Linked DNA regions of Mus musculus: all the other regions are linked to region 1. The links are chromatin loops, found by intact Hi-C in ENCODE. Cell type or tissue: left cerebral cortex. All regions are shown on one strand. Region 1 holds the start of Mbnl2 (muscleblind like splicing factor 2). Region 2 holds the start of Rap2a (RAS related protein 2a). Region 3 overlaps Mbnl2 (muscleblind like splicing factor 2). Region 4 overlaps Gm41250 (a long non-coding RNA gene). Region 5 holds the start of Gm26679 (a long non-coding RNA gene). Region 6 overlaps Gm4681 (a long non-coding RNA gene).

What was found. A loop is a pair of places that touch in the nucleus more often than their neighbours do. Peaks named below come from ENCODE experiments on the same cell type or tissue, not always from the same donor. Only the 100,000 strongest peaks of a DNase experiment are listed, where the experiment ranks them.
Region 2: a loop joins it to region 1, with 5 times the contacts of the local background. A loop is called at or near these places in 14 of 42 quality-filtered maps.
Region 3: it touches region 1 in a loop (2.2-fold over the local background); 8 of 42 quality-filtered maps call a loop at or near these places.
Region 4: a loop joins it to region 1, with 2.2 times the contacts of the local background. A loop is called at or near these places in 2 of 42 quality-filtered maps.
Region 5: a loop joins it to region 1, with 3 times the contacts of the local background. A loop is called at or near these places in 31 of 42 quality-filtered maps.
Region 6: a loop joins it to region 1, with 5 times the contacts of the local background. A loop is called at or near these places in 15 of 42 quality-filtered maps.

What each region holds. Positions count from the first base shown.
Region 1 is chr14:120,272,687-120,277,686 of GRCm38, reverse strand. Mbnl2 (muscleblind like splicing factor 2) reads right to left here and starts at 2,018. Exons shown (of 8, transcript NM_207515.2): 1 at 1,782-2,018. The region is part of intron 2 of Gm52122 (a long non-coding RNA gene); the gene reads left to right. In left cerebral cortex, no CTCF peak of the experiment used is centred here; DNase peaks (open chromatin) are centred at 410, 1,003, 1,167 and 2,069; H3K4me3 peaks cover 2,757 bases; H3K27ac peaks cover 2,882 bases.
Region 2 is chr14:120,474,600-120,479,599 of GRCm38, reverse strand. It overlaps Rap2a (RAS related protein 2a), which reads right to left and starts at 1,139. Exons shown (of 2, transcript NM_029519.3): 1 at 560-1,139. The coding sequence starts at 873. In left cerebral cortex, no CTCF peak of the experiment used is centred here; DNase peaks (open chromatin) are centred at 322, 788, 1,396 and 1,959; H3K4me3 peaks cover 2,927 bases; H3K27ac peaks cover 3,820 bases.
Region 3 is chr14:120,366,228-120,371,227 of GRCm38, reverse strand. The region is part of intron 2 of Mbnl2 (muscleblind like splicing factor 2); the gene reads right to left. It overlaps Gm26679 (a long non-coding RNA gene), which reads left to right. Exons shown (of 3, transcript XR_003951152.1): 2 at 1-5,000. Among named protein-coding and RNA genes, the nearest start is that of Gm26679, 20 kb to the left of the region's middle. In left cerebral cortex, no CTCF peak of the experiment used is centred here; a DNase peak (open chromatin) is centred at 2,060; H3K27ac peaks cover 1,927 bases.
Region 4 is chr14:120,168,260-120,173,259 of GRCm38, reverse strand. It overlaps Gm41250 (a long non-coding RNA gene), which reads right to left. Exons shown (of 4, transcript XR_874975.2): 3 at 2,927-3,087; 4 at 1,180-1,241. Among named protein-coding and RNA genes, the nearest start is that of Gm41250, 17 kb to the right of the region's middle. In left cerebral cortex, no CTCF peak of the experiment used is centred here; DNase peaks (open chromatin) are centred at 159, 2,321 and 2,940; H3K27ac peaks cover 1,402 bases.
Region 5 is chr14:120,387,978-120,392,977 of GRCm38, reverse strand. It overlaps Mbnl2 (muscleblind like splicing factor 2), which reads right to left. Exons shown (of 8, transcript NM_207515.2): 5 at 3,815-4,078. Gm26679 (a long non-coding RNA gene) reads left to right here and starts at 4,078. Exons shown (of 3, transcript XR_003951152.1): 1 at 4,078-4,144. LOC115486414 (a long non-coding RNA gene) reads left to right here and starts at 4,235. Exons shown (of 2, transcript XR_383782.4): 1 at 4,235-5,000. In left cerebral cortex, a CTCF peak has its summit at 2,223 (motif pointing right); DNase peaks (open chromatin) are centred at 1,067, 2,264, 3,777 and 3,987; H3K4me3 peaks cover 1,174 bases; H3K27ac peaks cover 4,226 bases.
Region 6 is chr14:120,135,909-120,140,908 of GRCm38, reverse strand. It overlaps Gm4681 (a long non-coding RNA gene), which reads left to right. Exons shown (of 7, transcript XR_001781467.2): 2 at 4,813-4,925. Among named protein-coding and RNA genes, the nearest start is that of Gm4681, 3.7 kb to the left of the region's middle. In left cerebral cortex, CTCF peaks have their summits at 1,952 (motif pointing right) and 2,854 (motif pointing left); DNase peaks (open chromatin) are centred at 2,885 and 3,932; H3K4me3 peaks cover 775 bases; H3K27ac peaks cover 1,740 bases.

The sequences.
Region 1 (5,000 bases):
AATCAACCTTGAACTTGGTAGCATAACCTGGGCCTTAGGTAAAGTTTCCAGGGGGGCTGGGAATGGGCCCCCTGGGATAGGACCCCCTGGGACGGGACCCCCTGGGATAGGCCACACAGGAAGGCTTACTGAGCCACGACACAGAGCGAGTTAGACCAGAAAGAAAGTGAAATCCGGCTCCCTGAGGCAGGCCATGGCTTTTCTCTAGCCAAGCCAGAAGCCTGCAGAAAACCTGGGCAGACAGGCAGGTAGGCAAAGTTGCCCTATTTGGCCTGTGAGGGGGGATGGATGGGCTGTGGGTTTAAATGGGAAGACATAACTCAAGTCCTGCCAACTGGGAGTTCGAATGTTCCTGGCCTGGACATAGAGAACTATTCCTTTCCACAAGCTGAATAGAAGAACACACAGCAGAAATAGTTGGGGGATGACGTCAGGAGTTCTGGGCTAGTGTCCTGCACTTCTCCTTGAAAGTAAAAACCGTGGTACGTGGCATTGCCCTTATTTAAATGAGCACTGCTCTCCCTCAGAACGGAGCAAACGAGAGGAAGAAACTTCCTCTTACATAGATGATAAAATGTCTCATTTAATTTTTGTTCCTTGTTGCTGCCTAAATATAAAAATGCCCTAATAGACATTTTCCGACTTAATCTTTGTCTTTTAAAGAGACAGTAAGGCTTTTTTGAAGAACATTAGAACATTCACGGAGGTGGCAGTTAGGCAAGTTTTTTTTCCCCCCTTCGCTTCAGTGCTTGCTAACTATTCTAAAAATGTTACACATTTATTGTAAACACATGCTTCCAAGGCCTAACAAAAAAAACACGGTTTCCTCAGCCTGGCAGAAATTTAAAACGGAAAAGGGCAGAAAGAATTCTTTAACACAGAGAAAGCCTTCCCTTCTCCTGGGCCAAGTGTGTTAAAAATAAATCTGCTTCACCCTTTCCAGCCGCTGCTTCTCGGCAAGAAAGTTGATCTGGCTGGGCATAGTGAGAGCCCAGCTTTAAAAGCTAGCCTGCTCTCATTAAATTATTCTGCTGGCTGTGTGTTCTCATTAAAAATGCATACAGATCAGATAATTGCAGTAAGCATTATTAACCCAGCCTTACTTTTGAATATAATGGTTCCACTTTTAAGCTGGAAACAAAGACAGAGGCTGCCAGGAAAAGCAATGTAAACATTGAACCACAGTGTCTAAGACTAGCCAGGAAGCTTCCTCTTCTGCCCTGGTGCTGCTTAAAATGTGCTTTTGAAACTCAATTAAAGCCATTGCCCTGTAGCACCAGGGTGGCCCCCAATTTCCAAGAAACAGACATATTTTCGTCCCAAACGTTCAGCCGATGATTATTTAAGCAGATTTTTTTTTTAAATTCTTAATTTCAAGTATGTTTTCAAAGAACAGGAAACACGTAAACTTTATTCTGTAGCCCACTCTGGCAGTAAAAAACCTCCATTATCTTAAGATAATCCTGGCCTGGATCTTTCAGATAATTAAAGATAATAATAATAAACAAATCTGTCCTTTAAATAAATAAATAAAAACCTCGGTTTTTTTTTTTTTTTTTTAATGCCTCACCCTAAACGGGCGGCGTAGATTCCAGCTTTGCCGTTTCTTGTTCTCAAATCCAAACGTTACGTAAAACTCCAGGGTTTCCTGCGAGTATTCCGTTCGAATTAGTGGAATCGGTCTCCCTGGCTTCCCTAAGCACACACATGGAATGCAGCATACTGCAGCAAACTCTTTAAACATTAAAAAAAAATTGGGGAGGGGGGGTTGTTTCTCCTACCTTGTTTAGCTCTGCTCGTCTTCCCCATGTACAGTAACCCCAAGAACATCTGGCAGGACCGAGTGGCCGTGGCTTCTCCACCGCATCATGAGGAAGGGGGGTCCATGCAAATAGTTCTCCGTCCCTGTTTATTGTACTCTGCGAGCCGCCGGCCGTGGCTGGAAAATTTTACCTTCAGATGATGAAGCAAAGACAGTCTAAACTCTGTTGCTGTGAGCTGCAGCCCTTCCTTCCCACAGGCCCCGCCCAGGCTCAGCCCACCAATCCCCGGCCAGCTCGTCAGCCCTCCTCGTCTGAAACTGGTCCTCATAGGATGACTGACACAGCAACACAGCGCTGGCAGGCTCTGAAAACAGTGCGTCCATACTGATGGAAAAGGGATCTCCCTCTCCGAGGAAAGCAGTCATAGCTCCGAGACAAAGTGGCACATAATTGGCAGAGCACAGAGAGGGGTAGCTCAGACAAATACGCTTCGAGACACCCAGCCCGTAGCTGGGAGTTGCATCATAAACACTCCGGGAATCACGAAACTCCTAAGATGGCCAAGAAATCCAATTGGATCCCAAACTAAAGTCTTAGGGCGTTTGAGGAAGCATACTGACATAGATGTACACATTCGTTTGTGAGACAATTCAGTGTTTTTCATGCAAAGTGATACCTTACGAAACATTTGCAGGCAATTTCCATGACGGAGGGAGGCTATAGCCAAGTTGGATTGCACACTGAAGACCAGACCATGCTTGAAGCCCCAGCACACAGCTTTTCTAGAGAGCTGTCATTTCAGTGGCTACTTACTGGAACCCATATATTTTCCATCTAAGTTTCCAGAGCACTAGAGACTTCAATTAGGGGATGCCGAAGGACAGAACTGATATCTCTACATTAAGCTTTGAGGCTCTTGGCTGGCACCCACTGGGGGATTAACTGTGTCTTAACCTTCTTAGATGCCATTTGATAAATGCTCATACGTTGCCCATCCTGTCTTTAGTGCCGCAATGACTGCTGGAGGGCGTTTACTGCTGAATACACATGGCACTGACCTAAGGGACATCCTCCATTTTCAATCTACAAAGGTTGACCCACAGATGCCAGAGGTTCCCTAAGATAAAGCAAGAAAAAAAAGAACGGAAAGGGTTATTTTTTTCTTCTTCTCAGTCAACAGCATTTCTGCATGCTTTGAAAACAAAAACAAAAACATATGGCATTTAGAAAACACAATAAGCACACATTTTCCTTCCACAAAACACAACATTTTGCATCTTAAAAATTAAGTATGAAGGTCCCGTGACTAACTACAGGCAAGAACAAAGATCCTATTCATCTGAAAGATTGAGCCTCTCTCTCTCTCTCTCTCTCTCTCTCTCTCTCTCTCTCTCTCTCTCTCTCTCTCTCTCTCTGCAACTGTTTAACGAATGCATCTGGAATGGAGTAACAGGGCAGAATGTAATGGTTTTGGTATTTTTAGATTTTGGAATTGTGTTCTTAAAACACATCATTTCTTGTGACTTGTGGACTAATTTTCTTCAATAGAATATCTTATTTTACTCCTCTTCACTTTAATCTCTAATATTGATTTTCATTTCTAGTCAATATTATCTTTGATAGGCTTTGGTTAAGTCTGTTGTTTTGTTTTGTTTTTCCTGGAAAGTTAAATTAGCTACATTTAAACAAGTGGAAATCTTTTTAAACTGTTAATACACCTATGCACACATACCTGAGTGTTGATCTCAAACTTACCTTCTTCCCCAGCTCCTCCTGCTTTTGACACGAAATCCCCATTTTTTACAATCTTATTACTTAGACTTTAGTCTCTGTCAAGCCCATTTCTCACCCAGAGACATTAAGCCTCTTAGTGTTCTCCTCCCAGCTCGGCCAGAGCCCTGACCTATTCCCTGTATGGTACAAAAGCTAATTGATAGCCTCTGGTCCTCAAGGCACGTCGGTTCTGGTCTTCCCTGTTGCCAGACAGGTTTTTCTGAAGTCATGTAAAGTCATGTTCCTTTTACACTCAAACCTGTCCCTCCATAAAATCCAAATTACAGACTTTCAAGGTCCTGCTAAATGTGGCCCCTGCCTTTATAGTCCACTTTAAGTCTGCCATTTTCCTAAATGAAGCTCCCTGCTCTCTACCCCATGTTCGCTTCCCCTCCTTACACACTGTACAGACCTCAGATCACCTGCCATTTCTTCAGCTATGCCGGCCTCACCCACATCAGCCTCTCTCATGTTCAAAAGGCTTCTGTACTGGTCGTTGTCCCAGACTATTTTAAGCCTCTAACAATGCAGCCTTGTGTAGCTAGCTTGCCTGAGCTGATCTTGCCATTTTAGAAGGCTAGGTCTGTGTCCTACATTAATTAAGAGAATGTGCACAAAGCATCTCTACAAAGGCTGGTGTGACAGAGCTGCACTAGAGGATGTCTGTCATTGGCGTAATTTCTGTGTTGGACAAGAAGTCACACACAAACATGCTGGTTATTTGGTATCACAAGAAACGATGTCACACTTACTGATTTATAAGAGCCAAAAGCCTGACACTTTTCTTCACTTCCCTCTCCAACAGTAACCTGAAATCCATTGTCAAAGTCTGTTGAGTTTACCACCTGAATATTTAGAACATTTTACTTTGTTTCTTCCTGCCAATGTCCTTCTGTTCACTGACATCCTTAACTCTTGAAATAGTAGCTGCGCCCTGAGGGCATATTTCTTTTCTTTACACTGCTTTCATCTTGTTTCCTCTTTTCCTCCCAGCCCTCCGTTTCTTCTTCCTCCTGTTCTTCTCTCTCTCCCTCCCACACCCTTTCTTCGTGAACCTGTGATGTCCTTCACACATAGAGCCTTGCATATAGTGTGGGAATTCTCCACCACTGAGCTACATGTAGTCCAGTCTTTTATTGCCCTTTTTTTTTTAACAATTTGACAAATGATGTTACTATGTTTCCAGGGTGTGGGCATCTCACTCTGTGGCCCAATCAGGCCTTCAGTCTGTGCTCCTCCACCCTCAGTCTCCAAGGTAGCAAGGATTCCCAGCCTGTGCCCTCAGCCCTGGCTGGGAATATGTCCTTGACCCTCTTCAGGTCCTTCAGAATACTCCTACAGAGCAATAACATTTTTTTAAATCTTATTCTTCATATTTCTTGACTTAAAACTTTATTAGGGACTGAAGTGTTCACATTCCCCACCCAAACTTTAGATGCTGACGAGCTAACCTTGCAGAATGAT
Region 2 (5,000 bases), 200 kb before region 1:
GAGAAAGAGAACTGAATCTGCACGCTCTCCGCGTAAATGTCACAAGTGTGCTTCTATATGCCAAGCCAACTGAATGTTGTGTGGTCTTCAAATTATTTGCCAATGTGTCTTTAAAGTTTTGCACTAATCCATTTCTGCCAACCTCCTGGCAACATTTAATCTTTTCCGCAACGAGAAAGGTCCCCCCTAACTTAGTATTGACACTGTCACAAGATATGTATGTACAAATTTCGGCTGTCAAACCTCTTACGGGTGCATTTAAGCGCGCGCTCACTCTTCACAGGCGTGCCTACACTAAGACAGCTCCCCTTTCCCTAGCGCCCACCTACTCATCCCTTCTTTCCTTGCAAGTTTGAAACTTTGTTCTTTCTAGGGTCCCGAAGAAGCGCTACCAACGTCCTAGAGACAAAGGGCTGGGCTGAGGGTTAACAGGATGCCCAATTTCACTTGTGAAACAAAGCCCACAAATCTGAGCCCCTGGAGGAGGTGGTGTAGCCCGGGCAAGCCAAGGACCGGGATCGCCGCAGCCACCGAGCCCCGTGTGCCCCGCTCTGCTCACCGCTTCACGCGGATGATCTGGTCCCGCATGGGCTTGATGTCTTGGAAGCTCTGCTGGTTGACCAAGCTGTAGACCAGGATGAAGCCCTGGCCGTTCTTGATGTACAGGTCCCGCATGGACGCGAACTGCTCGGTGCCCGCGGTGTCCAGGATCTCCAGCACCGAAGGCGAGGAGTCCACCTCGATCTCCTTGCGGTAGAAGTCCTCGATGGTGGGGTCGTATTTCTCAATGAAGGTGCCGGTCACGAACTGCACGGTCAGGGCGGATTTGCCTACCCCGCCCGAGCCCAGCACCACCACTTTGTACTCGCGCATCGTCCCTGCGCGGCCGCCGCCGCCGCCGCCGCCCGCGACATAGACCTGCGCCCGCGCGCCGCGCCCCGACCCCGCGGCCCCGCCGCCCTTACGGACTCGTCGGCTCACGGCCGCGGCAGCGCCCCGGGCGCCGGCAGCGGGGCTGCAGCTGAACGAGTCGTGCGCGGCCCTGTGAGCGGGCCAAGCGGGAGGACGATGCAGCCCCGAGGGCGAGAGCAGCAACAGAGCTCGACCTCGAGCCGGAGCCGCCCGAACCGCGGGCCCGCAATGCCGCCCGCCCCGCCCCTCGCGCCTCCACGCCCAGCTCCCGCCGCCGCTGCTGCCGCCGCCGCCGCCGCTTCCCCAGCGCTGGAGCGCGCGCCCGAGCCCAGCCGCAGCGCTGCCCGGGGCGGAGCCAGCCGGGTGGGAGGGGTCTATAAGAAAGCCCGCCCCTCGCGCCGTCGCCTAGCGACCGTCCGCGCGCTCCAGAGAAGACCGGCTTCCGCGACACCCGGCAACACCCAGCCTGACCGGCCTCCGTACTGCGTCTGCGCGCTCTCCTCCGCCCGAAGGCAGGCAACGTCAGACGCCCACGCTCGGGGGTTTGCGGGAGGTGACGGTGGAGGGACCGTGGGCTTAGGAAGCCGTGCGCACCGTGCTTGGGGACCTCAGGACGGGCCGGCCTATGGCTGACATACATGACTCAGCCTGTCAGCCTTCGGAGAGCTTTGGCTTGATCCCGTTATACGTAACGACGTGAGCCTTAAGGGCCGCCGCCATGAGTTACACAAGCAAATCGAAGCTCGGCTAGTCCGTGGCGCCCAGGCTACACGCAAACCCGGTCCGCGCCCGATGACGTCACCGGCCCGCCCTCTAGCCCCGCCCTTGTCGAGTTTGACGTAAGCCGAGCTCCTCCCCCCGGGCTGGTAGACAGCCTTGGGCGCCTGGAAAACCTGGAGCTCGGATCCGCCCCCCACTGTCGGGAGACCCCAGAACATCTCAGCAACAGCCTGCGGGGGTGTCTGCGCGGAAGCTCGGATTCACTGTAGCCAATCAGATTGTGAGTCCGGACTCTAGACTACCACTCTTGACCAATGAAAAGGCGTCTCATCTTGCTAACCAATTGGTGTAAGACCCAGTGATAGACTGAGCCAACTCCCCTCCGGGGCCTGGAGGGGCTGAGAGTTTGCGCTTGCGCACGGCCTGGTACCCAATCGTAGGCCAACTGAGGAGTGACAGAGGGCTGGGCGGAGCCAATCAAACCTGCACTGTGGAGACAGTGCAGGGCTGCTGGGGAACTGGGAGGGGCAGGGTTCGAGCGCCCGACCCCCTGGTGTTCTGGCACCGGAGCGGGTTGCGTTGGCAGACAAGAGGGATGAGTTCTGTTCTAACGTCGCCTCCGTGGCATTCTGCCTGGAGATGGGCATGGAAGTGGTGGCAGAGGATGCGGGCTGGATCGTGGGCTGAATCGAGAAAACTGGGACTTTTGTCTTCAGGGTGAGAAATTTTCCGGTCCCTCAGGAGACATCCATCTGGCAGCAGTTGCTGTGGTCCTCCGATCATGCCTCCTCAAATGTGTATTTTCTACCCCGTTGTAAACCAGCGTATCTTTGGCCCCCGAATCTTCGTCATACGCTCCCAGCCACAATCGCAAATACATGAAAATTTACACCCTCTGCAATAACTGTTCGTTGCATTTATCTTCATTAAACCATGTCCTTGAAATGACAACTCTAACCATAACTACCTCACACTTTTCAGAAGGCTGTATTTTTTCAGTTCTGTCAGAGCTTGGTGTACCTCTCCACCATTCTGATTTCTTACAGAGGTCATTGTAGAGTGGATTTCGGTCTGGGTTCTTCTAACAGAGGGACATTCTTTTGCCATCTTTTCTGTCACTTGTCAAAGTACAAAAATGTATTCTGATATAGGAGTCCCCCAAATGCCTATTGTTTCTGAACATTTAAGAATTTATATGCTTGAATTACCTAGCTACAACATAACTGCAAGTTTTTATTGAAAACAGTTTAGAGCAAGTGCCTTGTCAAGTTAAAAAATGTCAACTACCATCTCTCCTTGCATCATATCCATGGATGCTTGGTTCCAGGACACCCCCGAACCAAAATCCTGCAAATGCTCAAATCCCGTGTATGAAGTGGCATATTTGGACTTAGCTTACATGCTCTCTTGCACATTTCAGTTCTTTCTAGATTCCTTGTAATGCCTAATATTTTGCAAACGTTAGGCTAATGGTTATACAGTCCTTGGGGGAGTGACTCATAACAAATCTACATGCTAAGTACAGTACACCATCCCCCAATAATTTTGAATCGCTGCTGTTTGGATGCATGGATACGGAAGGCTGCCAATATAGCTCAGGTCAGTCGTGACTTCTCAGTTATATACTATGGAAGTTTGAGAACTTGAAACTTAGAGAACAGGCAGTGAAGAAACTGTAGGGGGAAGCATCAGGAATGTTTCACGGGAGTCAAAACTGAAGAGGCTCTGCTCTCAGTCTAAGCTACTCATATAAGGTAGTGAACTAAAGTTGAGGGAGCTTCCCTGTGTGCTTCATGTCTGAATGACTCTGTAAGACAGAGTGGTTTTCTGTAAGACAGGCTTGGTTGTGACTACTTCTGCTCCGTAGCAGCTATAGTTTTCCCAAGGAAAAGCAGAATGCTTCTGGTACAATTCAAACTGTATGAGTGATAACATTTTCAGGTGTCACGGGGATTAAATACAGCCTAGAAACATGTGTTTTTTGTGAATATGACAACCTGCATTGGTTGCTTTTCTCACTGCTGTGGCCAAATACTTGACAAAAGAAACTTGAAGGAAAAAGCTTGCTTTCACCCATGCCTCACAGTATAGAGTCTGCAGTGGTTGGAATGGCTTGGCACTAGGTGGCTAGCTGCCTGTGGCCAGAGTGGGAGGCTGTTCACTCACATCTCTGACACTCTGGAAGAAGGGAGTTCTGAATGGCAGTTCTCCTCTTCCCCCTTTTTTCAGTCCAGTACCCTAGCTGGTGGGGTGGGTGGAAATGCATTCAAGGTTCTTCTTCCCTGCCCTCAGCCACTCCTCTGAAAACTCCTTACAGACATGCCCCAGAGTGCCCCACTGCCCTGGGTGCATTTTCATCCTGTTCAGTTGGCAACTGAAGTAACTATTGGGTAGTTTGTGCCCTACCTACTACATGGTCTATCTATGCACTGTCTAGTACATAGTCTACCTATTCACTGTCTACTATAGTCTATCTATCTATGCACTGTCTAGTGCATAGTCTATCTATCTAGTACTGTGTGGGCTGAAAATCTAGATAGGCAGTGGTCTGTGGTGTGGGCTTGTCTTAGGATTTTGGATCCAGGAGCTAAGCAAATCTTTTTGTGATTCCTAGTTCCCCCAGAGTTGGGAGTCTGTCAACTAAAGTAAACATAATAGACATTGTCACAAAGTTGTGGGTGGGTTGCTAGTCACATGTCCTAGCATTTCTCAGGCTTTTCTCCCTGACATTTCATAAGCCTTTCTACATTTTCATGAGGTATAAAGATGGCAGCCTATGGTGTGGTATCTGTAGTCTGTCTGTTTCCCATTCTGACAGGCCTGTTTTTCATCTTATGAAAGTAGTTGTTTTGTTTTGTTTCTTTGTTTGTTTGTTGCTTTCTTGTTACTAATATATAAAACAAAAATTATGATCAGGAATATATTTTCTTACCTGTTATGGCTTGGATGAGGATACAGTCCTGGTTTGTGGTGGCATGTAGACTATTGCTTGAAAGGTGAGTTGCTATAATTAGAAGGGCGTCAGGGTAGAATGTGGTGGTGTATAGCTCTAAACCCAATTACCAGGATTTCTAAGCACAAAAGTGTTCAAAATTCAAACATGCCTAGGCTGCATGAGTTCAAGGCCAAACTGGGAAACTTAGTGAGGCCTGTTTATCAAGGCTGAGGTTCTATTCCCAGTATAAGAATAAAATAAAATTGAAGATTTGGGGGAAATATTGGTGTCTATATCCTGATCTTAATTATGTTCGTGTCTATGTCTATATAAGTACTGTTCCAACTCTGATTCCAAAAGCTTAAGTCTTCAATCATGTGTTTGGGGGAAAGACAAAAGAAAAATGTGATAAGAAATTCAGTCTTGCCTCAGA
Region 3 (5,000 bases), 94 kb before region 1:
TCCTCCTCCTCATTTTATAAGTTAGAACTGGAAACCTGCCAGTCTGGAGAAATCAGTAAAACCAAAAATAACGCCCGAGTTCTCTGGAGATTCAGGGAAACAAATTTCCGGGCAACAATTGCCTCCTTTGAAAATTTTCCCACTTCTATTTTTTTTTTTTCAACTAAAATGTACGTGTCTTCTGAGTCATGTGGGGTGTTTGTTAGTGTAGACCACGATACCTATCAACCTAACAAGAAACCTGTCTAGTAGCGACCTGTCTGTCTAGTGGCGACGCATGGCTTTTTTTTCTGGCGCAGTGCTCATAAATGTGTGCAGTGCCGGGGGGGGGGGGGGGTGGTGGTGAAGAAGGGTGCATGAAATATTCACAGCATGGCTCCAGGGATCTTGCTGTGGGGGAGGGGAGCCCTCTTTTGCTCCTTCATTTGCAGAGACCACAGCGCTGAAGCCGACCTCATGCAGTGAAGGTCACCAATGGACTTCTTCCTTCCCCCTTCCCACGAGAACATGCTAACCCTATCATGTGCCATACACTATGCCATGAAATGGTAAGTAAGATTCAGAGTGTTGAAACGCCAGGCACAATGGCACACGCTTGTAATTCTGGTGCAGGGGACATGGGGACAGGTAAGTGGAACTTCGGGGGGCCTATGGCTAGCCAGCCTAGACTACTTGGAGATTTTCTGACCCATAAGGCATGCCGTATCGAAATACAACATAGATGGCAACTGATATTCTTCCTTGGACTCCACATGTGCACATACACATGAACACAAACACATGAACACAAACTCTCTCTCTCTCTCTCTCTCTCTCTCTCTCTCGCACGCGCGCGCGCGCACACACACACACACACACACACACACACACACACACACCAGCTTCGCAATGGTGAATGGGTGAATGTCACGGAGGGTTAAATACCATTCAAACACACTGCCAGGAACTTGCCAGCCTTAGCAGAAAGGGCTGGTCATGACGTTACAGCCCTAATCAGATTACGCAGTTAAGGGCACAGGGTCCTGGTAGGAAGTCAGAAGTGGCTATTTGAAGAATAAATGTTTAGCTAATGCTGGCCACCATTTTATCACCAATTGTTACCAACTCTAAAGGCTGGTCATTCTCCAAGGACGGGCTGTCTATTCAGAGGTACGCCACAACCACACAACCCCTGCTACGTGGTTATCAGGCAGGTTAATCACCTGCCTCAGAGTGAGGGGAGGGGTACTTCTGGAACTCATAGACAGACAGACAGACAGACAGCCTTAAAGGCTGACATTTAGCAAGTATGCACTGGTGTGTCTGTGCCATTTATTAAAACACAGGGAATACAGTTTTAGACAGAAAATAGGCACATTCCCAAGCCAGATGCTGTTAAGTATCTCTGCCACTCCTCTGTCCACACACACCAATGCCACCTCCAAATTTTGGTACTGACCAGTGCAGGACCTCAGCCATCAGACAGTTAAACTCAACCTATCAGGGAGCCTTCAATACGGAGGTTCCTTGCGTTCTGATTGGCTGATGTTCAATAGATAGGTACTTAAGGTAACTCGACTGAATACCACATATTTGTGATAAAGTCACAATGCATGATTGTTCCTTGTACTGTAGGTGTGAATGCTTTCAGGAAGGGGAAGGGACAGTGCTAAGGGAAAGGGTGGGCTAAGGGGGAAGAAAGACATGAGGAGAGGGGAGAAATACTAGAAAATAAGAAAGCACAGAGACATTTCAACAGTGCCATCATGCTGAATCACAGAAGAAAAGAAACACTCTTCTCAGGTTGCTTTGGACCACTCAGTGGTCTGGCAATGACCTACAGATGCAGCTGAAGTAGAGGGAGCCTGCGCTTTGTTCAGAAAAACCAGGCTGGGTAGGTGCAGGGCAGGCATGGCTTGCACCATAGCACAGGCTGGGGCACTGTCTGGAGAAGAAGTGTGGCAGTTACAGGGGACGTGGGGTCGGGGCTTAGTGGTGTGTGCATCCCTTTACCCATCCCACAGATGGTTTCTGAACATCTGTTTAATACCAGAAGCTGGGGTGGAACTGCACACAGGACGGGACGCTGTGGCCTTGTCCTTGACGGAAATAGCAGGGAGTTATGTAATACTGCACCTATCATGTTGCAGGCAGTTTCTAAGCACTTTTCAAAGATCATTCCTACTTAATCTTTACTACAAGCTCTTAAAGAGGTACTGTTAATAGCCCTGTTTTATGGGATGGAACAGAGGCACGGGGAGGTGAGGGTAACAACGTCCCAAGGCCATGCAGCTCAGAAGCAGCAGACCTGTGCTTCCATCCAGGCAGACTGGCCTCAGATCCCTTCTGTCACCCCCTCTGCAGAATCAGCCCTCTGCAGAGCCATTTTTAAGAGACTCACAATGAAACAATCACATCACACCTAGCAGAATAGTCTTCACACACTGTTACATTGTTACACTATTATTACAGCTTCACAACACCCGCGTGACTGCTACCCCAACTTAAGGGTAAGGAAGGAAGGGTTTCAGAGAGACTTCAGGGACTTTCCAAGGTCAAGTCAAAGTCAAAGATCAAACAGTGTGTTTTGATCTGCCATTACTAAACCACGAACCTTGTACATTGCCTCTTGGGGCTGGTGGAAGAGGTTCCCGAGTAACAGATTTTTGGCTCCACATTTGAAAGCTAGTTTAAGGAGAACAGATGACGTGATATTATTATGAACTTTTGGGTAGGCATAACACTGGCTCAGCAATGTTCTACATTGAATTGTATTTCCATGAAAAAGATAAACTGAGGTCCTAATACCTACTACCTCTGGAAGTGACAGTGACCTTAACTGGAGCTCACTGAAGACTAAACGGACACCAGGTGCTTAGCTGAGCTGATCCAGCATGACTGCCGACTGTCTGAGCTCCTTTACGTTTCATTTACATTTTTTTCCTAACCAGTAAGAATTGTGCCTGCACATACTGGGCAAGTCTAGTGTTTCACCATCAAGCTACATCCTCCCAGACCTCACCTGACTTCGTAAAACAAAGAAAAAGCAAGCGTGAGAAAAGATCTCACCAAGTTGTCTGTCTGCCTCGGCGGGCACTGAATTTGTGATCCTCCTGCCTCAGCTTTCAGAGTAGCTGGGAGTACAGGCCCATGCCATCCCATCCAGCTACTTGTCAAACGGGAGATCTGTACAGAGGGAATGGGGTGAGGAATAGGAAGGGGATGGTGACTCTAAGGCAGGGAACATCTGCGGTCCCCAGACAGGTGAGAGGCAGAAAAGTGATTCTTCCTGGAGGTGTGAGAGGGACCATGACTTTGCTGATGTTGACTTTGGACTGCCGGAGTGGATTTCCATTGCTTTACGCCATCCTGTCTCCAGTTCTTGTTATAGCAGCTGCAGAAGCTAACAACCTCTAAGAAACACACTTTCTTTCTGGGAATGGAGAGTCCCATCCCTACGGTGTCTGGCTCTGCAGATAGACTCCTTTCTTTAATTAACTTGGGTAATGAGATCATCTTGCTTGTTTAGAAATAAATGACCACTGTTTGTAAATCTTTATCAAGCCCAGTGATTTTTCTACCAATGAAACTAGTCGGTCTAAAAGCTACCCAACTTTTCATATGGAAAATCTAATAGGAGAGGTTTATTTTAGGAGCAGACAGTGTTTCACTGAGGAGCTCATTAGCAATTCAGGAAGGCCTACTGAGTCTCCGAAGATCTGCTCTCCAAGAGAAATGTTGGGATAATTCTTAAATTCTGATGACAGACAGTGACTCGATAAAAAATGGTCCTTGGTATTAAAGTTGTATAGGAGGAGGGAGCCCGCCAGTAAAACGGAAGGGAAAGCGAACAGATAAATTCAGGGGGGCAACATTCTGCGGTTACCGTGCACACACGAGCCAGGCACTTGTACAATCTCAACCTGGAGGTGAGGCCACCTTCAAGGGTAGCTTGAAACAGGGAGATGGCGGAAGGAAAGAGAAATGGGAAGACACTCGCCTGCTTAGGCACCGCCTACTGCTGCGGTCATCTAACACAATGATTTCTCCTTATCCTGATCAAGGTCCAAGTTCCTAGGACAGCATGACCCAGAAGTGACCCTGACTTTCTGTCCTGGATGTGCAGCCTTGGTGCCCCAGTGTTGAAAAAAACAAAGCAAAACAAAACAAACCCACAGGGTTACTTTGCTGGCCTTGCTCTTCTGCCTCCCACCAGCCATGTCTACATACTGGAGAGCGGAAACTTACGTGTGAATATTCCACGTGGCTTCTTCTGTCTTTGCTACCAAGTGTGGGGAGCTTGATTACCACAGAACACCCTGGTTACACACCATGTTTTCTTTCTCAAAGCCCATCTAGACTCCTCTTGCTGTGGCCCATCTGGACACAGCATCTGTGGCCGTTTCTCAGACTTCTTGCTCTTGACTGTTTCTCTGAGATGGATGGACCCAGACAACTGTGTTCACCACCATCAAACTTGATGGAATCCAAACAAACACGGAGCAAAACATCACTCCCTCTCCCTCTTCAGACTTTTGGGTGAACTGGAATAAATCTTCCTAACATTGGGACCCATCCATTGTTAAGAGTTGGGTATTTGAGAACAGTCCAGAAATTGCCTGTCAAACTGATCTATTTGCAAACTGAACTGATTCGTTGTTAAAGAGAATAATACTTTTGAAAAAGAGCATTATACATACATACATACATACATACATACATATATACATACACAGACACATATGTATATGGTAGTGATTCTTGATAACATTTGTTGACTGAATTACAACAAATACACACCGTTTTGTTACTAATCATTAAATGGTTCTTTTCAGCTGCATCCTTGAAATTATGCTAAATGTTTTGCTTAGTAGTATGAAGACACCTCCACTTGACAGATGGCAGAACAAGGTCCTGCACAGGCTATGTCACATACCCTTACAAATACAAGTAGAAAGAGGCAAAGCCAAGATGTGAGCACAGCACAGTGACCCCAGAGCCCTGTTCTTGGCTCCTGTCCT
Region 4 (5,000 bases), 100 kb after region 1:
TGTAAACTGAAGAATCAGGTAAATGTGGTCATTTCCTGATTTAGCCAGTGGAGGTGGAAATCATTCCGTATTGTAGAAGTAGAACCACTCGCTAGCTGATGCTTGGCTGGTACTTTACGCTCACCCACAGTTACAGTGCTGGGTGGGGAGAAACAGTTATGAAAATAGAGTTAGGGACAACTGCCAAGAGAACACGCATTCTATAAGCCAGCTCAAATTGTCTCCATACATTTCCAATTTAGAAATCTCACCAATCCACATATGGAAAACATTCTTCTATGTATTGGAGGCTGGGGTAGTGTAAATAAGAGAAGAGGGCGTGTGCACCACACCTTGAACACTGCGCATGCTTCCCGTATTGTGCTGGCTTCCCCAGCTACCAACAGAAGCGTGGAGTGTGGTAGTTAATTCCCAGATGCTGCTCTTGTTTCTGCTCCTATTTGGATAAGCACCTCACACTCACTTCCTAAAGCAGTCTGACTCCCATCCCTTTTCTGAGTGTTTCTTGATCTTGGTTGGAGGAGATACAGTCTTGTAGCAGTGGGTGCGAACCCCAGCCTGCCCAGGACTCAACTGATTGGCACTCTCTTTTCCTCAACCATACATAGTTCCCTGCTAATAACCTCTCACACCCTCTTCCCCACCAAGCTATCACTGGCCCCCTCACAAGTATGTCAGGTTTAAACTATTCCCATTGGATAGAGGATAAACAAAATGAAAGCATTAAAGGAGTTACTTAATATAAATTATAGCTAGAATAATCCTAGCAAATAGATGTGTTGTAAAATTATTTTTTAAAAAGTCTGTTAGTGGTAATGGCAAATCTTAGTTAGCAGGCAGGCAGCAAGGCCCTTGACAGAGCCTGTCATGTGACTTGCAGTGGAGATACAACGCTGACTTGTAGACCATTACATTCTAACACCGCATTGCAAGGGTCGCTGACAGCATGAATCTAGGCTGGGTGGATGGGTAAAAGGAAGGAACCCTTGGTCCTGACGTAACTGCCACTTCTTTGGCAACCAGAAAGGCCAAAGACAAAATTTGCTACTACTTCCTCACTTCCTTAGAACAGCTGTAAGTCCTCTCAAAGAAAACCAGGAAGATTTCTACAATGAAGAAACAAAACTGTGGTTGGCAAAGCTTCATGCCAGTCCTGTCCCTTGGACCATGACACACACCTTTGGTTTCCCCTCAGGTCAGCCGGTGACATTCCTCTGAGGTATGCTCCTTCCAGTTGTTGACTTGAGATGAGGACAGGAAGTAGGCAGTGTTCAGGGTTGTAAGGAATGACCAGGAAAACAGAAAGCAGAGAGGAAATTCAGACGTGTGAGCCATGCTAAGCTGACTCTGCTGTTTAAATATTGCAAGGGAACTTGGGGATGAAGCTGTTTCGATGGGAGAACTGAGTCTAGCTTTGTCAAATCTAGGTTTCCAAGAACATATAGCAGGTGAAAACATTTATACTAAGCTCCACACCCAGCAGGCATCAGGATGAATACATCACCTCACTAAGAGAAACCCCGCTCCATTATTTGTAGAAATGGCACAATATGGATTTGTTAGTGAAAACTAAATAACATCATTACCCCGTGTTTACTACACTTTCCTATTAAAGCAACCACTTTATACTGTTTTATATACCATTAGCAGTAATTACATGTGGCTATAATATGCACACATTTTCGTTAAACAAGAAAGCTAGTATCCCTTGGGGCTTTGTTTTGTTATTCTTCCTATTGTGTGTGTGTGTGTGTGTGTGTGTGTGTGTGTGTGTGTGTGTGTTTCCAGTCAACGTTGTAGATAGAATTGCTAGCCTTTCCCTTTCTCTTTAACAAGAACAAACTCCTGCCTTAGGAAACATGAGCGATGGCCTGTTTTCAGAGACTTGATATTCTGAGGATGTAAAGCTCAAGGGAAAAGGTGAGCAGGCTCAGGCCTGCCTGGCCTCAGTCAGCTCATTCTGCCTCCATCTGTCTCCAGGACACACAGCTCTGCAGGCTGTAGTAACAGAGGACTTCAGCTTTCCACGGGAGCGACTCAGATCACCAAGGATGTGTGTGAGTCCTTGTGTCATCTTGGGAGTCTTTCCCTGGCTCCCCCCTCCCCTTGGAGCTTGGAGCACGTGGAGCCATGTAAGAGGGTTCTATAGAGTAAGAGATGGTTATGGTAGGGTCTGTGTAAGCAGTGCTGATGCTGCCCAGCAAACCACAGCCGTGGTGTATCTCAAGACAGGAGGTAAAAATATGGATGTTCCTTTTAAATGAAGGATGCTGGGAATAGCCAGCGATGGCAAGAATTCTAACATTCTCTCCTCCAAGTTAGCACAGCTTCCTGAAAAGGAACCGGCACAGTTGGTTTGGGGGCCATTTCTCTACTGGCATGAGAATAGTTTGGGATAGATTTGCATTTCAGAGGTTTCTGCCTTGTTACATTACTGAACATGCATCATGGGCTCATCGTATTAAATGCCATCCTCTAAGCATGCTCAGGGGACTGCAGCTGGGGCTCGCGTCGAAATGTCAGAGGTAGGACAGGAATAAAGGACAGTTTTGAGACAAGCTCTGGATCCAGTGATTCCCCCCGCCCCCACACCTTTGGTTCTTCTCATGCAACTCTCTCTTTGCAGAGAGCCTATAGCTTTTCTATTTCCATTTGCTAAGAACAAAATGTGGTGGTGTTGTTGTTGCAAGAGGAAATACCCAAGTTTCTATTTTTTGAAGATGGTAAAGTTTAGCCTCTCACCATTTATACAGTAAATAATATATGTGTGTTTGTAATGAAAGACAGTGTAGTAGACCTTTGGGATATTATTTTTGTCAGCATGGGGCAGGGGGAGAATAGATTTCTCAGAAGCCAAACCAGCAAGAAAAATCTTAGGAGAGAGAAACATTCTGTCATGTTTCTGAACCTTCCTGATTACACTTACGGACAGACCATCTGTCCCCAATGAGGAGCTGGGTGGATGAGACTGAAAGAATGTAACTCTTTGTAACATTTCTGAAAAATTGAATTTGTTTCCAGTAGTCCAACTTCAGAGCGAATCTGCTACCCAGATGTAAATTTAGAAGCATCAGAGTTCTTGGCTCCCTGAAGGTAAAAAAAAAAAATTCAATTTAGAAGAAGCATCATAGATGCTAGAGAAGAATGGTTTAAAATCTAAATTACCCCAAACAAACCAGGATGGCGCACAAGGGAAGTAAATGCAGAAATCAGCAACAGGCAACAAGCAACAGGGGAAGGTGAACGTGAGCTGCTGCCTCTGGGGAGGGAGTCTGGAGATGACACACGAAAACAAGACACCAACAAGAAGCAAACGGGTTCACCCAGCCCCACTCTTTAGCGTCACTTAGGGCACAAACAGATTCACCTGTCGTGACGCATCAAAGGGGCATGGAGTGTGCACGAGTGTGCTGTATGTATACCTGTGCGTGATTCATCTGTATGTATGTCACCAGTCTGCTACAAAGAGACAGATGGTTTTGCAGGGAGGGTTGTCAAACAGAGAAGTGAGTAATAAATCACGATAAAACCCTTCAGTGTAACGAAAGCAGACCAAGGGCTGAGGGAGTCCTACAAGAGTCCATCTGAAGAGCTGGAGAAAGGTTGAAAGGTGCCGGCAGGAGATCCCATGTGGCTGGGGGAGAGGAAAGAGAGCGAGTCTAGCCTCAGCCTAAGAGAGGCAAAGCCAGCATCCTGGCTTGCTTATAATTCTAGCCCTGAGGAGGCAGAGGTGAGGGAGAAACCATGAGTTCCAAGCATGGTCCACCTGATGGGCTCCAGGGGCGCCAGGCCTACATAGTGAGATGATATCTCACAAACAATAAAACCAATCTCTCTCCACAAAGCCCCCAAAGGTAGGAGGGACAGAGGGGGGCAGAAGATATGTGGAAGGGCTGGGAGGACATGGCGCTGTCTCAGCCTGTTGTTATTATTTGTTCACAGGGGATAAATGACAGCCACCAAATGGGCTGGACAAGTAACCACTCCGGCTCGTGGAGGGTTCAAGACTCCATGCAGGTAGATGCTTTCTGTTCATTTACACTGGCCTCTGAATGCTCTTGAACATAGCGCTTTGGTAATCAAAAGGACTGACCAAAATGAGTCTGACATATTCACAATAGGCCTAATAGCCATTGTACACGTGGCAATTATCCCTAAATAGGGCTTATAAATCACTACATTGCGTTTACACTGCCGAACTAAACTTGTAATTTTCCATTTCATTAGGCTTATCATTGTCACGATAGGATAGTATAACAAACGCCATACACCCATCGCCTGGAATTGTAAATTGTTCACGCTTTGACACATGTACTTTATTATTTTCTATGTAGTATTTAAAGCAGGCTTCAGAAATCATGACAAAAATTTTCCCAAAGGCATTAGCAATATCTGTAAAACAAGCATTTTCCTAGGTTCTCATTACGCCCTCTCGGCACACAAGCCGACGGCAACATCCCCACATGACAGTCCTGGCATGTTCTGATTTCTACCATTGTGCTCCGAATGCCTTATCAGGTATTAAAGGAACCTTCTAATCAATGTTCTCTTTTATTTAATTCTTTATTATTTGGGGTGTGTGTGTGTGTGTGTGCGCGCGCGCTCTGGGGATTGACTCTAGGGCTTTACACATGCTAAGTTCATGCTTGACTGAGATGCATATCCACACCCTGTCTTTGGATCTTAGGTTGTCCCTCTAATCCAGGTAGAAGACTCTAATGAGTCCCATGGAAGAGCCGTGCCGCCTTCTGTGTTTATCTGCTTGTTTGCTCACAGAGACGTTGAACTTGCCCAAACAGAATAAACTAAATTAAATTAAATTAATATGCTAACTAGGATAGTAAACTAGATTACTGAAACAATTGAATCTGTGATTTGACGACTGGGTGGGTGCCAGTCACTGAATGTCTATCTCTCCGAAAAGTTCACGTGTTGAAATGTAGGATGAGGTTGGAGGGAAGTCTTTGAGAGAAGTGACTAGGTCATGAGAGCTGAAGTGA
Region 5 (5,000 bases), 120 kb before region 1:
AGCAGTCCCGGGTGTGTTAGGAGCCTGTTTGGCACCAGTGCAAGAAAGGGCAATTTAACCAGAACCCCACTGCACGCCAGACACTTGGTCTTTTTTCTTGCTAGCCTTGTCTCTCTTACTGATCCTCTATGGTCTAGGTCTGAATGGACAGACACCAGTGATAAGACTTTATGAGAGGCCGAGATTTCTTTTTCAGAGTCGAGGCACCATCACAGTACAGGTCAAGGTGAGAACAATTGTCCAGGCCAGCATCACAGGTGGGGATCGAGGAGGTGGGGAGAGCCAGGGGCAACAATCAGAAGTGCTGGCTCACTGGTCATAAAATGAGGCAGACAGAAGCGTGGGCTTGGAGTTCCGGTGAGTGTTTTCCAGAACCACTGAAACTTATCTGGCGAACGGCAGCTTGTCCCGTTACCAGTTCTTTCCATTGCCATCCATCTTGGTTTATGTGAACAAAGACTACACATGAAGATCAAATACCCTTTGTGTTAAAACTAGCAAAGGGCACCTCCGACAAGCTTACTCTTAGGTCTGGAAAATTCTCGTGAGAGAGATGCTCATATTTTAAGAGGAATTATGAAAGAATAAGGCTCAAATGGAGATAAATGCCTCTTCTTTTCAAGAGTCGGAGCTTTAAATTCCTTCGTAATGCCTGACTATTTAAAGTCAGGGGGAAGATCCCTGGACAATAATAAGAACCTACACCATGGAAGCGCTCTGTCTTCGGCTCAGGAAGTCTGGGGAATGGAATGTTAGCATTTTCAGCTGCACCCAGCTCTCCATTTGTCCTCTAAATAAGGAAATAGAATAATAGACTTTCTGCACTGTTCTGGGTAATCTTGCCTGTAAGGTTCATCAAACTATACCAAGGCTGGTTTCAAAGGAGCCCCTCACATTAACTGGAAAGATATGACAGATTCGGTAATCTTCCCATCACTGTCACAGAGGCGCTGGCATTGTTCTGAAACTACATTGCTTTCGGTCGCCTCCAAAGATGCTTCGAAATCCTGCGACTGCTCAGCACTCCAAATTTGGGCACAGTGTAACAATCCAAGAAACTATGGTAACTGACTCTCGCAGCATCTACTGCAGTAATCTTCCTGCATTCTGATGAGCTTACGTGAGACCGTGGAGGAGGGCCCCTGGCAGAGCTCAGCTGTGCCTTCACACTGTGGGGCTTTAGGTAAATGGACACTTCTGCTCCTATCTCCACCACCCTGAGTCGCCTACCACTGACACAGATTTGCACACTGCCCCTTCAGGACTGGATTTGGTATTAGCTGTGTGTATTGGAACTCCGACTTCGAGGACGACGTATAAACATAGCATGACAAGGTGGGGGTGAGCTTGATAGTCACGGTGACTACCGTGTTTTTAATCTTCACAGGTATTTGGGTGAGAGGAACAAACGTTTCCAGATTCATCTCCAGAGCTCATCGTGTCTAAAGCTGGGCCACTGTGGCCCAGGGTAATCTGCTTCTGTCACTTTGACCATAGAGATGTAGCCACCAAGACAATGGCAGTGATCCACCCCCGCCTTTAATCAGAGCCTCTGTTGAAACATTGTTTCCTCTCTCATCAGATGTAAGAATATATCCCTACAGATGGCTGTGTCATGGGGAGATGTTGGTCTCATAGAGTAGAAATGACAAGCCAAGGGGGGGTGGAAGGGAGAAAGGGGAGACAGACCTGGTAGCCGTCCCCAACATTCCCAAGCCCTGTCTTTCTCTCTTCCTTGAAGGTGTTACATGATGCAGAAAAAGTCAACTTGGCCAGTTAAGCTACTGTCTCAATAGCAGAGTCCTGGTTAGGCCAGGGAGTGCCCTAAGTCCCTGGTGTGGCTTATACAATGAATGTCGTGTGGGAACATGACCTTGCTGGCCAAGAATCAACACAAAGAGCAGTAAATTGGGGCTGGTCTGAAAAACTAACCACAGAGAAGACTCTCACCGAATAAGATATTCATTAAGTAGATGGAAACCGAGTCCTCTACACTCACAGACTTAAAGGGCTCATTTTCTCTAAAGATAATTCATTTTCATATAGGTTGAATTATTTATGTGTTTTTATCTTTGCATGCCTCCACTTTGTCCCCAAATATACTGAGGTTTAGGGTTTCCACTTCCGCTAAACCCTTCATTGGAGTTATTTTCCTCTCATGTGGATGCATTTGGCCCCACGTGAACAGGAATGGAGACTGTCTGAACCACTTACAGTGCCCGTGGAGACCAGAAGAGGGCGCTGCGTGCTCTAATACCAGAGTTAGAGATGGTTGTGAACTATGTGGGTGCTTGGGATAGAACCTGGGTCCTCTGGAAGAGCAGCCAGTGCTTATAAGCACTGAGCCATCTCTCCAGCACCTAGACTACACTCTCAGGTGCCTTTCATCTCTGAAGTCCTATCTATTCTTGCCCAGGGAGGGTACGCTTCTGTGTCCTTCCTTCTCTCTGGAGCCCACCATGCTTCCCACGCTGTGGCTGACAAGCACAGTTGCTCACACTCTACATGCCAAGCTCCTGAAGGGCAAAGCAACCAGCCTCCTTCATTCACCCCACCCAGCAGGTGCCGAGGGCTGGCAGGCTCTAAGTGGTTTCTATGAATGGGTGCGAGTGATGTGCCCACTGTACATGTAAAGATTTCTAAAGTAAATTCATTAAAAAAATCTCTGCAACCTAGTGCCCTGGTTTTCAGCTGTGGGTGTGCACTGGAGTTGAGTCGCCCCAAAGATTCAGAGGGCCTGGGCCTGGTTCCTTCCCAAACCATAGCACTGTACCAGCTGCTATAGGGTTAGGCATCAACGGTAGATCCTTCCCAAACCCTTCAGTTGATTCCTGAATACAACCGAGCCCGAGGAGTGGTCTGGGCATGTGATTCTCAAATGTTAGCGTGCATACAGAACACCTGGGGGGCGTTTAAATGTTATGTGTATGTGTGTGTCTGTGTCTGAAGATGTACATTTACTAGGAGCCAGACCAGCTCCCCTGGAGCTGGAGTTACAGATGTTGTGAGCCACCTGATGTGGATGCTGGAAAGCCAACTCCAGTCCTCCCAAAGACTGTCCACACTTGACCACTGAGCTGTCTTTCCAGGCCCTAAATCTTCTGATTCCGAGACTCTAGGTGAGACAAGATTCTGGAGTCTTTATAGGCTCCCAGACGGTCAAAATGACAATGCTTCCTGTGGCCGAGGAGGCTGTGAGATTCAGGAGAGATAGCAGCATTGGTTCCTGAGGGACAGTGAGGAGAGTTAAAGGGCTAGCCTGGGTTAGAGGTCTTCTAGGTCGTTCGTTTTAGCACCAGCTAGCTCAGTTCCATTTCATCCTTTCCTGAGTGGCTGCTGTGCTTGTACTCGCCCTGACCTGTTGGCAGGCAGCCCAGCCAAGGGGAAATGGGGGGAGGAGAAGCTAGTGATCGACGGGGTCACTGGTTGCTGGGCATTTCTGAGGGCTACCCCTTTCCCCCCTAACTGACTGTAGCATAGGGCTGTACCACTTGCTTTGTCTCCTGGTTCACTGCAAGGCCCTAGACCCATGATCCTAGTAAGGATGGGGGAGGTTTGGAGACCAGATTGCAGAGGGGACAGAGCTCACAGCTTGGGTTCCCTGAACCTTGGGGATTTAGTTATTGTGAAGGGAAGGAAGGGCAAAACAGAACAAAACAAGAAGGGGTGGGGGATGACGACAGAGCTTAGGCAGCGGAGCAGCGGGAATGGCAGCCTTGTCTCCCAGCTGCCCGGAGGCACAGCTCCTTCCCACCCGCAAGCACCACCCGCGGCCTGGGAGGCGCAGCAGTGCGGGCGCGGCGGGCGCACTTACCATGACTGTGGCCGCGGCCGCGGCTGCCTGGGCGGCCACCGCGGCCTGGTTGGCTTGGTGCTGCGCAGCTTTGATTTTGGCCTGCAAGTGTGCAGGAGGGTGAAAATATTTGCATTTCTCCCTCATGCAACGCCCCTTTATGTAATCCATACAAACGGTTACGGTGTTGTCGTTTGTGTCGATCATGGTGCTGTCTGCCGGGTGTGCAAAGCGGCAGTCTGTCTCTCCCCGGGCACAGTTTCCTCGCTGGAACTCCCTGCATACCTGAGATAACGGGAAAGAGCAGAGTGCTGCAGAAGAAAGCCTGGTGGCCACCGCGCCAACGGAGGGGTAGGTCGGGGAGAGGACCAGGTGCAGGTAGAGGAGGAGGAGGAGGAGGAGGAGGAGGAGGAGGAGGAGGAGGAGGAGGAGGAGGAGGAGGAGGAGGAGGAGGAGGAGGAGGAGTTGGAGGAGATGATTTCCCTTCATGGTGTCTTTAGGTTCAGAGGGTAAAACTGTAATGATCTAGAACCCAAGTTACCCAAATTGCTAAAGAGTTAATTTGGGTTTTGTTTTGCCCACTTTTCTAGGGTGGATATCAAAATTGAGAAATTAATCTGAAATCTGTTCTTTACCTAAAACGGCAAAGGAAAAATAATTGAACAAAGACACCACTGTTCTTGCAAAGTTAGCGTATTTGTTTCCATTACCTACTTACGTCTTTGAACGCCTGTGTGGAAACAGTTATACAACCTGTGCATATATCTACCTATTATACAGCATGCACATCTGTATGTGTGTGTGTGTGTGTCTGTGTGTCTGTGTGTCTGTGTGTCTGTCTCTCTATCTGCCTGTCAATCAATCAATCAATCAATCATCTATTTGCTATCATCCCACCCTCCTTTTTACTATGCTTACGTGACCAGAGTTATATAATTCACATATACTTTCTTTTTATTTATTTTTCCTTCTCTTCCCTCCCTTCCTTCCCCTTTTCTTCCCTTCAAGTTCTCTCTAGTCACTCTATCTATGTCTTACAATGCTTCTGTGCTGGTTACATCTCTCTCTCATTCTCTATCTCTCTGTCTCTCTCTCTCTGTCTTTCTCTCTCTCTCTCTCTCTCTCTCTCTCGCAGTTGGTACCCCCTACTACGATAGTATCTTTGGGGTGCTATCTGTTCCTGGTACAAAAGGATGGTTAGCCTGTA
Region 6 (5,000 bases), 140 kb after region 1:
GGCATCTCATAAAGAAACAAAATGTCACCTGGAAATTGGAGGGGAAAAGGAAGAAATGAACCAGTGTTGACTGCCAGGAAGGTGACAAAGTTGACCACCTGTTCCTCAGGTAGAAACTCAGAAAAGGGGGGGGAGGAAGGTATATATGTATAAAACCAGGATAAAGTTCAATTGCTCTCTATAGAATTCATTCATTCATTCACTCATTCATTTGGAACAAACAACAGATGACAAACAGAGCAGCCAGGATGGAGTCCAGTCAGTGTCTCACATGCTGGAGGTGCCTGGTTTTGAAATTTGGAGGAATTCCTGAGTAGTGGGAAAACCAGATATGGGAAGCGGAGGACCGATGCCAGGCCCTGACATGGATAGAAGTTGAGTCGGAAAACACATTTCCCAAGATAGATAGATGAGTATGTCAATTCAACCAAGACCATGTGAAGCCAAGATGGCTAATGGCTGTCTTCCCCACTCCTCACTGGCTGTTGCTGCGGCTTTCCCTGGCTGTTCCGCTATCCGAGTCGTCTACCCCAAAGGACAGAGTGATCCATGGCACAAAGGCTGCTCAAACTTGCTGAACTTTCCTTGCTGTTCAGTAGCAGGCCAATGTCACGTTGTGAAAACATACTGTCAGGCAGACTTGACACAATGGGTTACTGTCTATCATGCACTTTCCATAATTAATACCACTTAAGAAATGGCACTCAGGGCAGACTCCAAGGTTAGACTGTTCTCAAGGATCTGAGATCTCACCTACTTGAGACTCTGCAGGGGAGACAGAGGGAGATGAAAATGGAGGCGACAAGGCCAGCTGGCTGAGTTTGCAGCTCCTCGGTGATCCTGTGACTTCAACCCACCACGCTACAGAGAGCCTGCTGGGTCCACCGGACATCCCGTGCTGATCTCTCTGATGTCCTGCGTAGGGAGGATTCCTAGCCAGCACAGGGCCTCAGGCTGCCTGGAGCTGGCGCCTGCCTCCCAGGGGAGGCCACTCCTGCCTTCCTGGTTAATAACATGGTGTTGAAAAGACAAGTGCCGCTTCGAGGTCCAGTGGTCACATTCATGTTGTGATCTTCTTTGGGGCTGTCTCATTGTTTCCACTCACGGCTAATTGTGCCCATGTGACGAGAAGCCGTAGACAGGCTGCGGTTCCGGCGCTAGGCTTGACTGGGCTCCCTCGGCCTGACTGTGCTGGTTCCGCTTGACTCAAAGGGCTTGCCTCGAAGGGTCTGAAACTCACAACTCTAGCATTGCTGCGAAAGAACCAATATTTTTAAGGGTCTGGTAGGGGAACGTCTGCCCTTCGTTGTCTGGGTGCTAGTGTGAATTTTGCCCTCTCCTCCTTTTGTCTATCGCATCTGTCCTCGCACTGTGCTCTAACACCACGGAGTCTCTCCGGACCTTCGGACCACTGTGATGATCCCTCTGATAGTAGCTTCTTCTGACTGTGATGACGCTTACCACGGGGCAAACCACATCACCCTGCACCTTTGCCACTGTTTGTATCCGTGAATGAGTTGTACAAGATACCCACACAAACACCCACACTCACACTCACCCCTCCACACACACACACATACGGCCATGCGGCGAGGGAGGGGATCACAACCCAGTGGGTTTTAAAAACCACATCCCTATCTTACAAGTAATAAGAATCAGAGGGAAGAAGTTTTTAGGTGAGACATCCCAGTTTGAACTTGCTGGTAACTAGTATGAAGCCAGTAGGTTTGAGATAAACCCCACCCCCCCAACCCACAATTCCCTTTTCTTCTGGGGAACTGGAGAATCTCCTCTTTTTTCAGGGGTCATATATACTGAAGCTATTCCTGCCCTTCCGAACAAGGTCAAACAAATACACTCAAGATTTTTCAGATATTGGCCCTCCAATTTTTAAAAAAAGATCCATTTATTCATTATATGTAAGTACACTGTACCTGTCTTCAGACACACCAGAAGAGGGCATCAGATCTCATTACAGATGGTTGTGAGCTACCATGTGGTTGCTGGGATTTGAACTTAGGACCTCTGGAAGGGCAGTTAGTGCTTTTAACTGCTTAGCCATCTTTCCAGCCCAGGCCTTCCAAAATTTGAAGGCAAACTAGGAGCCCCCCCCCCCCAGGCTGTTCCCCAGACTTCCAAGCACACAGAAACCGTCTGGGGAGCTGAGGAACGTCAGGCTGTGATCCAGCAGTTCTGGGGTGAAGATCATAGACCCCCCACCCGTGCCTGGGTCAACTGCTCAAAGGAAAAACTGAATTATATGTTGTCTTTCAGTTCAAGAAATCTTCCAATATCATTTTAGTTCCTATCCTCAAGCATTTATAAAAGCGCTGGACCTACATCGGGCTTTTATTACATCATGTCCAATACGTCTGGACAGAAGACTGTTAAAAACAGAAGGAAAACAAAACAAAACAAAACAACCTCCCAAAACCAACCCATACATCCTTTCCTTATTCGCTCCAGCCCCAGTCTCAGCCCTGTTTTGAAATAGTTACATCTTTCAGTTACTTATAGCACGGTTATCATCTGGAAATTGGAGCAAAGATGATGAAGGGATGCTATAACGAAATACAAGGTGTCTGGTGCGCATTGATATGACTAGGAACGTAATTAATGCCTCTTTAAAACTGAACAAAAGCAGAGCAAGAAAGTAAAAAAACAAAAAAAACCCCAAAAACCAAAGCGATTACGCATCAGCTGCCGAAACACTGTGTCCTAGCTTAAACGAGGCTGGAAAAATGCTTCCACAAATGAGAATGGGATGCTTGAGGACTCCAGCCTTTCCCGGAGGGGTTGTAATGGCTCCAGTCTCCCAGACGGGCTGCGCAGCGGCGCCGACGAGCTCTGCTGCCCCCTGCTGGACGGAATGCCGGACTCGCGCCAGCCTGTCTGCGAGGCCAGCGCTGGCTCCCTCGGGGCCCAGCGCTCATCCTGCAGGTTATGCAACACCAGGCTGCTACCAGCTCGCTTCAGGAAAGGAAACCATTGACTTCCTGGAGCTCCAACTGAGCCAGTGTTAAGAGGAAGGCGGAGACTAGAAAAGGACACGTACACGTCCAGTCTTGGAGGCGCTGGGAAAGTCTGTGTACAACCCTAAAAAGTAGGAGGAGCCTTCCTGTTTTCCGGTTAAGAGATGCAAGGCTTGGAGTGTGTGTATGGAGGGGGAGTGGACTAACTGAGAGGAAGTGGTGTGGAGATGGGCAGCTGGCTATGGTCTTCCAGTGGCGCCACACCTCCTCAAGCCCAGCTATCGACGTGGTGGGTGGCAATGCCTGGTTTCCAGAGTGCAGCCCCAGCTTCCAGCTCCTTCAAGATCATAGATCTTTTAGCTGTATTCTGCTTTGACCTTCAAGGTTTTAAACTCTGACTTGTTGAAACGTACCCCATGTGTTGGTCTTTCCTAACTAGACACAGTGAAGGCTCTAGAGATTGACATTTTAAGATGGAGCAGGGTTATCCCCTCCTCTTAGGGCCCAGAAACAATAGTCCAGATCACCAGAGAAATTTTTCTTCAATTTGGACCAACCCTTTAGAGTTGTACTTTTTGGATGCCTCCTGGTGTGAAGTGAGGGAGACAGTTCACTCTTGTCCAATCTGGATGTGGATTAATGGTATTTTCCAGCCCATAAAAGTATTTAAAAATTTTTATTTCACACTGGGTTATGAAGCATCGCTGTCATTCTGACAGTTCAACTGGAACTTTCACAATTAAACCTGATAAGAACTGAAAGTCACCGTAGAGATTCCAAGGCACCGTCCTCTTATTTTATAGATGATGTTCTGGGCTTTTCAACCAAATAAGAATAGATCTCTGGAGACAGCAAGATGACCACCACGTGTCTGTTCTCAGTCTTTGGATGGTACCTTTCACATCCTGGCAGGAAAAAAGCTGAGTCAGCGCCGCAGAGTCGGAGCCTGATTATCACATTCAGTAGCTACTGCCAAGCATACATTAGCACCTCTTCCAGAACTCTCCTCGGTCTGCACAGAGTACCCAGAGACTCTGCTCATGAGAACACAATACCGCACAGGAGCCAAGGAAGCCCAAAGTTGTCCACCCTGACCTGGTGATGAATGTCATCAGACCTCCTTTGTCAGTCATAGCCAACGTGTAGACCGAGACCATATCTTGCAGAGTTTCTGGATGCACAGCCCTTGCCAGTCATAAATGAATGAAAGTATGGTAAGCTATGATGGAGCTCTGCCAGTCTGCAGTGCTGTTAGGACAAGAACTCACAGGATTTCAGGGAAGAACTGTGGGGAGGGGACACTGAAGCCTTAGATGCTGTCATCTCAGCAGGGAGAAACCTCTTCCTCCTACACCCTTCAAAGAAAACAAAAAGAAACAAAATAATAAAACTAATAACAAAATAACAAAAGCATTACCCTCACTTTTCTGGTCTCCCCTGCCACTTTTCTTAGGATACAGTTTCAATAGAAGATATTCTAAACAAGTTCACGTGTTTGAATGCTTCTTGGCTTGAAGTTCGGTGCTCTTTGGGTGATTATGAAACTGTGGTTGGTTGAAGAAAAGGGGTCGTGGGGAGTCAGGTCCTTTGGGTCATAGCTCAGTCCTACTTCTGACCCCAGTCTCTCTGTGTGCCATCTGTTAAGATGTAAGCAAGCATCCCCTATACTCCTGCTGTTCTGGTTCACCTACACGATGACCCACACTCTCACACCAGGAGCTAAAATTATTTTCTCCTTCAATGTGCTTCTTGCCAGGCATTTGATTGCAGCAATTTCAAAAACTAATCAATCTACCTTACTAGTAAGAACTTCAGTGGTCTCTGTTTTATTTTATACCAGGTAGGGCAATGGAGAAAAGAAACTCAGGATTGCTCAAAACACAGCCACCCATACCTGATGCTCAACACGCAGCCAGGCACACCGGATGCCAGAAAGGTGCAGCCCAGCTGCTTGTAAGTGAAGGGTCGGGTGGGGATGTCAGACAGTCCCGGGATGAACTAAGGCTCTGTTCTAGGCATGTATTTATA